Regions from separate parts of the Mus musculus genome. Here region 1 is linked to region 2. The links are chromatin loops, found by intact Hi-C in ENCODE. Cell type or tissue: left cerebral cortex. All regions are shown on one strand. Region 1 overlaps Prdm2 (PR domain containing 2, with ZNF domain). Region 2 holds the start of Prdm2 (PR domain containing 2, with ZNF domain).

Region 1 (4,000 bases), 48 kb after region 2:
GTGTTAGAGTTTTTCTGCTGTGAACAGACACCATGACCAAGGCAACACATACAAGGACATTTAACTGGGGCTGGTTTACAGGTTCAGATGTTCAGTCCATTATCATCAAGGCAGGAACATGGCAGCATCCAGGCAGGCATGGTGCAGGCAGAGCTGAGAGTTCTATATCTTCATCTGAAGGTTGCTAGCAGAAATCTGGCTTGCAGGCAGCTAGGATGAGAGAGTCTTATAGCCCACACCCATAGTGACACACCTAATTCACAAGGCCACACCTTCTAATAGTGCCACTCCCTAGGCTGAGCATATACAAACCATCACATTCCACTCCCTGGCCCCCATAGGCTTGTTCATACACTTGAGTCTAAGAGGGCCAAAGCTAAACAGCACAATGCAAAATACATTTAGTCCAACTTCAAAAGTCTCCATAGTCTATAGCAGTCTCAACAATGTTAAAAGTTCAAAGTTCAAAGTCTCTTCTGAGATTTGTTCAATCACTTAACTGTAATCCCCAAAGCAAGACAGGAAACCAACTGGGCAAACTTCAAACTTTGAATCTTTAAGGCTGATGTCAAAGCAGCCTTCAGATTTCCAACTCCTTTTTTACTTTTGTTGACTGCAGCAAACTTCTTTCTCCTGGGCTGGTTCCACTCCCTGTTAGCAGCTTTCTTCAGCAGATAGCCCACAGCTCTGGCATCTCAAAAATCTTTGGGTCTCCAAGGCAACTTAAGTGTTACATCTTGTTTCAGTGTCTGGGATCCACATATGATCTTCTGTGCCTTCTCCAAAGGGCTAGCATCACTTCTCCAGCTCTGCCCTTTGTAGCACTCTAAGCTCAGGTTGATCCACTCCACTGCTGTTGCTGTTCTTGGTGATCATCTCATGGTGCTGAGACCTCCAATACGCTGGGGTCTTCTGCTGCAGCTAGGCTTCACCAATAGCCTCTCATAGGCTTTCTTCATGATTCCAAGTCTCAACTCCTTGCATGACCCCCTTTAGTCCTGGGCCATTAACTGCTACTGAAGCTGTACCTTCACCATGGCCTTCCCTGGCCTCTCACAGTGCCTAGCCTCAGCTGCTCTTCATGACCCCTTCATGCCTTCAAAACCAGTACCATTTGGGTGACTCTTACACAATACCAAGTTCAGCTGTACTATGAAAAACAACCTTGACTATCTCTAGAACACAGCTTCTTTGAGCTCTCAGAAATAGTTCCCAGAAGATTTCCCAGAAGACCAGAGATGCTGTGTTCTCTCTCTCTCTCTCTCTCTCTCTCTCTCTCTCTCTCTCTCTCTCTCTCTCTCTCTCTCTCTCTCTCTCTCTTGTTTTTGTTTTGAGACAGGGTTTCTCTGTGTAGTCCTGGCTGTCCTGGAACTCTCTCTGTAGACCAGGCTGGCCTCGATTCAGAAATCCACCTGCCTCTGCTTCCCAAGTGCTGGGATTAAAGGCATGTGCCACCATTGACTGGTACTGGTCTCTTCTTAATCACCACTAATTTTTTAGCTGCAGCTAACCAGCTTCAATTGTCCCAGTATTCCTTTCTATTCTGGACTCTCAAGCCAGAGCCATGTGTCCAAAGCTGCCAAATTCTGCTGCTTGCAGGGGTTGGAACATGGCCCCCTTGTTCTATTACATTATCACCAGCTTTCTGTTTTCCAACTCCTTTACTACCTAAGCTTGGCTGCCCTGGAACTTTCTCTGTACATGACTTTGAACTTGGAGATCTTCATGTCTGTCTCCTAAACACTGGGATTAAAGTTGTAGTCCACCAAACCTGGATTTAAGTTTGTGTTTTGTTTTTTTATTCTCGCATAGAGCTTGCTCTGTTCAGTCTATTCTTGAACTCAGAGATCTATTTGTCTTTGCCTCCTGGTGTTGAAGGTTTGTACTACCATGCCTGAACCTAAAATTAGCTGGGTGGGCTCTTGCCCCAAGGAAGGCTGCTAGCAGAATACTGGCTTCCAGGCAGCTAGGATGAGAGAGGGTCTTAAAGCTCACACCCACAATGACACACCTACTCCAATGGGGCCACACTTTCTAATAATGCCACTCCATGGACCAAGCATATACAAACCATCACACTGTCTAAACTGAACATTTCTGTTTGAATTTCTGCTTTAAAACAAAAATAAGGACTGAGTGTTGTGTACACACTTTTAATGCCAGAGCTTGGGAGGTAGAGCACAGGTGGATCTCTTAAATTCAAAGCTAGCCTGGTCTACTAGAGTTCCCAGGCTAGTCCAGGTTACATAGTTGAGTGAGACCCTGTCTCAAAAAGCCAAAACAAACAGCAAACAAAACCTCTAGGACCAAACTCTTCCATAGCCCCAGTATGCTGCACACGAGGAAGCCAGCACCATGGCAGTATTCTATCAGCTGATCTGCCTACTCAGTCACATCCTTGGAGACAGAGCTCTGGCTCTCATTTGTCTCCTAGGCTTGGGCAGTTACTTTGGTCTTTGATAACTTTTCAGTTCTGAGGAGACTCAGTTTGGCCTTCCTTTTGATTAGATTCCACTTATGCCTTTGGGCATCCAAGACGGGCTCTGTCCTCTGCGTGGTCTCAGGAGGCAGGGGCTGTCCATCTGACTCATTATAAAGACTCTTCCTCCATCTGTGGCTGATAGCTGTTTATGGGCAGAGGCTTTGACAGGAAGCAAATGTTCTGATACTTCTCACACTCACCCAAGGACAGTAGGTCCACTGGGGAGCCTTGTCTGGATCAATCTGTGTTGATGATTGCAATATGGGTTATTTTAATTGCCTCATTCCCACTCATTCTACACTAAGCAAAAACATTCCCTTTTGTGTGTCTCTTCCTGTGATCATCGGTGTCAGCATGTGGGTTTAGATGGGCTTTACTTGAACTTTCTGAACAGATGGGTTCCTGACAATGAAAGACAACTATTAGCTACCTTCCCAGTTCTGTTTAGGCCTCACTTTTCTACTCAAAATATTTCTTCAGGATGTTGCAGGTGTAGTTATATGATGGTGTGACTGTGAAGAATTTAATGTTTTAGGAGCATAATTCATGGAAGGTATTCTTAGGATTTCTGTAACTAGAAGTTGCGATATACACTCTTGATGTGTTTTCAGAGGCCTGCGCTACTTTGATGACTCTGCATTGAGAATGCTATCTTAGGCTCTGAGCTCAGAGCTTTAAAATACTTAACATAGTGGTTGTGTGCATGGATAAAGGTGCACAACGTTCCTGCTTAACTTGTGCTTGGAATCTAAAACGTATGCTGCTAGCTCTCATGCCATTTGCTTAGTAGCACTTTACATTTCTCATTCAATGAAATTTCATGGGCAAAATGGTCTCATGTTTTCTCTTTTGCTTTGTTGGCATGAGGCTTGGGACTAGCTGTAAGAATCTATTGATGGCCGGGCGGTGGTGGCACACGCCTTTAATCCCAGCACTTGGGAGGCAGAGGGAGTCTGGTCTACAGAGTGAGTTCCAGGACAGGCAGAGCAACACAAGAGAAACCCTACCTCGAAAAAAATAAAAAAGAATCTGTTGATGGAGGCTGAGCACTAGGCCCAGATCAGCCGGTGCGTGCATTCCTGCGAGCCTCTGTGACAAGCTGCCAGGTTGTCCTGCTTGTCCGGAGCGCCCTGCCTTGGCCTTGCCAGCCAAGGAATTTTCTGCTAGCCCTGGCCGCGGCTCCGCCTTCTGCCCCGCCTACGTCGTAGGGTCCGCCTCCTCCCCGCGCGCGCCCTGGCCCCGCCTCCCTCCGCGCGTGCCCGCGGCGGCGGCGCCCTCCCGACAGCTGTTTGCGGTCGGCGCGCCGCTCTTGCCCGCTGTCGTGCCGCCCCCGCCAACAACCGCGTTTCTGATTGGTCTGCCCCTTGTCTCTTCTCTTTGGTAGCCAATCGCGCCTGGCGAGGAGCTCCTGGTCTGGTACAATGGGGAAGACAACCCCGAGATAGCAGCTGCGATTGAGGAAGAGCGAGCCAGCGCCCGGAGCAAGCGGAGCTCCCCGAAGAGCCGGAGAGGTAGGAA
Region 2 (4,000 bases):
TAGCCTCTACATTTGCAGGAGATTAAATTTCTGTTGTTTTAAGACATCAAATCTGAAACCGTTGCCCCAGGGGAAAAAGGCATTGTCATATCAGATTAAAGACAGGAAGAACAGCCACTGCCTTCTTGGCATGGTGTTCTCTGGTTTTACCATGTCATGTTTTGATTTGACAAAAATCAAAATCCCCTATATTTCCTTTTGCATTCTATTGGATGCCAGGGGGTAAGTAGATTTTCTTTTAAAATGATGGCTATGGCAGTTTGGTGGTAGATGAGGTGGTGGTCTCCCTTTTGCTCCCACGCTACCTCAGATGATTTTTGATGCATATACTTAGTAAGGTGTTAATCAAATAAAGAGTGCAAATTCCAGTGGCAGCCTGTACCATAATAGTGTATATTCTAGTGACAAGTTTGCATGTCTCTCTTAGGTTTGTAAACTCTTGACTAGTGAGAGACATAAGCAAACATTTGAGGTTTTATTTCCTCTCTCCACGGGCTCTGTGGTGATCCAGACCTTGACAACACTTGACATTGTCCTCACCTGTCAACAGTACTGATGAGATAATCACCATGTCACCAATCCTTTACAGAGTATACCACAATCCACGTTGATTGACGTACTTTCTAAACAACAGGTACATTTGATGAGCTTGTCTGGTCTTTCCAAAGTTTTGGAGGCACATTTGAACATAATACATTATCTATTTTTCAGATCCTTTTCTCAGAGGACTAATACGGCCCACTACACTTAGATTTTTTTTTTTTTTCCTTTCTTCTCAGAGGATAGCTTTATCTTGAAGTACTCATGGCTCTGGGTACCATCTAGATGTGACAAGTAACTTTCATCTCTCTACAACTTCAGATTGATTGGCAACTATGTTCCCGTCAAACCTCTTTTCTGGGATGTCAGAAGTGGTCTCCAGTTCAATCCAATCCATCTCCAGCTCACTTGTTTGTAAATAGTGGTGCAGTTCCCAAGGGCAAGATGAAGGCCATGCTGGGTACCACAGAGCCTTGGCACTGACCTAGGCCCATAGCTGGCAGTTAGCAAATGCCTCCTGGTAAGGGATGAATACAGCCGCTCAGTTGCATCTGCTTTGCTGAAGTTTCGGGTTTGTGTGTGTGTGGCTATATTGGTCCTTTGCACACCATTTAAACGGTCTATTTGCCTGGCAGTGGTCTAGTGAGTGGCCTTCAGAGTGGATTCTGCTCTTGTTTTTCTTGAAACAAGGTCTAAGGGTGTGGTCCTGCCTTCCTGGAATTCACTATGTAGCTCTGGCTGCTTCTGCCTCGAGTTTGGGGATTAAAGTGTGCGCCACCACGCCAGTCAGTCGCGGTCGTCTGAAGTAGGGTGGCTTCTCTGACCAACTCTTGAGTTTCTCAGCCCTAACTCTATAGTGGTCAGGCTGGCCCGGCCATGGCGACGCGGGCTTCCCTTCGAGGTAATAACGCTCTGGGGCGAGCGGCGAGTCCGTGATTGACAGAGAGGGCGACACAGTCCGCCGGGGTCACGCCTGACCGTCGTGTTGAGCTCCTCGGGGTCGCAGGCCACGAGCTACGCGCGGGGTCGGGGTCGGGGTCGGGGGTTGTGGGCGCCGTGCCGACGTCACTTCCGGCCGGAGCCAAGATGGCGGCGGCGCGGCCGCGGGCGCCAGAGCGACGGCGGCGGCTGCGGCTCTGGGCTCGCTGAAGCGTTGGCACGTCGCGCTCTGGTGAGGAGCGGCGGAGCCGGGGAGGGCGGGCGGGCCTCGGGGGAATGTCCCTTGGTGTCAGTGAGGAGTGTGGCCACCGCGGCGGGGGCGACCGGGCCGGGCGCTAAGGGGATTGCGGGGCGGGCTGACGCGCCCCCTTCGAGCTTCCTCCGAACGGCCGGGAACCGGTGGCTGGCGCTGGCGCCGACGCGAGGCGGCGCGAAGGCTCCCGCTCCGCGGCTCTTAAGTCCCCGCGGCCAAGTTTCGGGTCCGTTTGGTGACGGCGCGGCGGACTCGGGGTGCGCGGCTGCGGGGTCGGCGGGGAGCGCACGTGGGCCCCGGGCGGTCCCCATCCGCAGGGCTGCGCTGATCTCTGCTCTTTTGTGTCCCGGGTTGAATGTGCGAGCGCATCTGCAATCCTCGAGTTGGTTCTGTGCCTCGAGCCTTTGTGTTTTTCACCCCCGTATAGTTTCCGTGTGCTATAAACCTGCCAGTGGGCTCCTCGAGTGTCCCCCATCGACCCACTGGTGCATACGTGCATGTGTCACAGGTGTGCGCTAGCATACATAGGACTGGTTTGCGTTCGTCAAAAGATCCATCTACTATGTCTCCGAGGGTGACGAGCGAGACACGAAATAGACCTTAACAGGTCAGTGTTCTTCCACGATCCACGCGTGAAGCACCGGCCAATGGCCTAGCACTTACCGTTAGGTCGGGCCTCGAGCTGGGGAAACAATCCCACAGATCGCCGGGAAGCCCCGTTGCCTCTTACTACCCAGCTGGAATTTACACCTAGAGAAATGGGGTTTCCCTTCACCCCCCGCATTTCATGTATTGAGGATTTGGGTGTATTTGACACGTGAACTGCCTTTTGCCAAGTTCCAGTGCCTTGCCCTTAGGACCCTTTAATGAAACACGGGAATGTTTGTTTCTAGTACACAGTGTCCCCAGAACATGACTAAAATTGTATCTCAAAGTTTTTTTGTTTACTTCGAGGTTATTCTTTAAAGTAATATATACAGCAAAGACAACCTCCCAATGGTTTTTTGTTTGTTTTTTGGTTTTTGTTTTTCTTTTACCTACAATAGCACAGACTACAGTTGGATCATTCTGCCCACGATGATATTGGAAAAGAGGTTTTAGGATATTAAGAGGAGGAACTGAGAGACATTATTCTGTTGTTTTCCTGTTCTATAGAGTTCTGTTTTTGAGATTGCACGCAGCTGCCACCCTCCAAGCTCTCTTTCACACACTTTATTTGATGAAATTTCTTTTTCATGAGCAATCTCGCCATAGCTTTGAAAACCTTCAGAGATCATTTAATAAGCCCCCTTTATTCCAAGCCATGGGAAGAGAGCTGTAAATCCATTGTTGGAAGCAACACTCAGCTGCATTTGGTGTTATTTCAGGGCTCGACCCTTCCCTGCCCCCCCCCCCCAAAAAAAAGCCGTCGATGCATTTACAAAGTTATTAGAACCAGGGACATAATGAGAATGCTCAATGAATGTTCGCTGTTTGTTGATGGAAGACTTGGCTTCGTTGAGGTTTGAGGTGGTTTGTTTTACATTTTCTATGCAGTGCTCGGGATAAGAAGGTGTAACTTTGTAATAATGTATTAGCTCTGTAAGCACAAAACAGCAAAACAGTCGCACTGGAAGACAGTTGGAAAACAGAGGCGCACAAAGAAGGAATAGAAACCGCCTGTAAACTTCCGCCTCCTCAGATAGCCATTGTTAACATTGTAGCAGATTGTCACTAGTCAGTCCCTCATGGTGTGCCTGCTTGTATTTCTTTATTCACATACATTCATTTATAGAAGCATGCACTTCTGTATAATAGTCTATAGAGAATTGATATGTTGTGTATATCGATGAGGCTTGTCTTTCATTATGCTGTTGTGTGTTTCTATGTCTTTAACTGTTCTTCAATTTGATGTTTAATGGCTGATATGTGGATGGGCCATCATTCATTAACCAATCCCACATTGATTTTCAAGGCTTCTAAAGTCTGACATTTCTTTTCATTAATTTTCGGAAGTTTTTTCTCTGTGATGAATTTAAAAATTCTGCAACTATTTAAGATGTGAAAACTGGAAAATCTGCTTTGGTAGTGTCTGATGATACATCTTTTTTTGTTTGTTTGTTTGTTTCAGCTACCTAAGAAGTAACCTCCCTGATTTCTCTGTGGTGTCTGTAGCTCACACATATCTGCACACAGTTCCTTTTGATGATTATTTTATACTGGCTATTTATTTATTAATGGGATTTTTTTTTCTTTTTTCAGAATGCTGATATCTTTTCAACTTTAGAT

What was found. Hi-C counts contacts between places; a loop is a spot of excess contacts. Peaks named below come from ENCODE experiments on the same cell type or tissue, not always from the same donor. Only the 100,000 strongest peaks of a DNase experiment are listed, where the experiment ranks them.
Region 1: a loop joins it to region 2, with 4 times the contacts of the local background. A loop is called at or near these places in 18 of 42 quality-filtered maps.

What each region holds. Positions count from the first base shown.
Region 1 is chr4:143,162,049-143,166,048 of GRCm38, reverse strand. It overlaps Prdm2 (PR domain containing 2, with ZNF domain), which reads left to right. Exons shown (of 10, transcript NM_001081355.3): 6 at 3,867-3,993. Among named protein-coding and RNA genes, the nearest start is that of Mir7021, 28 kb to the right of the region's middle. In left cerebral cortex, a CTCF peak has its summit at 1,892; a DNase peak (open chromatin) is centred at 3,818; H3K4me3 peaks cover 480 bases; H3K27ac peaks cover 864 bases.
Region 2 is chr4:143,210,326-143,214,325 of GRCm38, reverse strand. It overlaps Prdm2 (PR domain containing 2, with ZNF domain), which reads left to right and starts at 1,617. Exons shown (of 10, transcript NM_001081355.3): 1 at 1,617-1,711. In left cerebral cortex, a CTCF peak has its summit at 1,893; DNase peaks (open chromatin) are centred at 1,440, 1,570, 1,886 and 2,277; H3K4me3 peaks cover 1,877 bases; H3K27ac peaks cover 1,664 bases.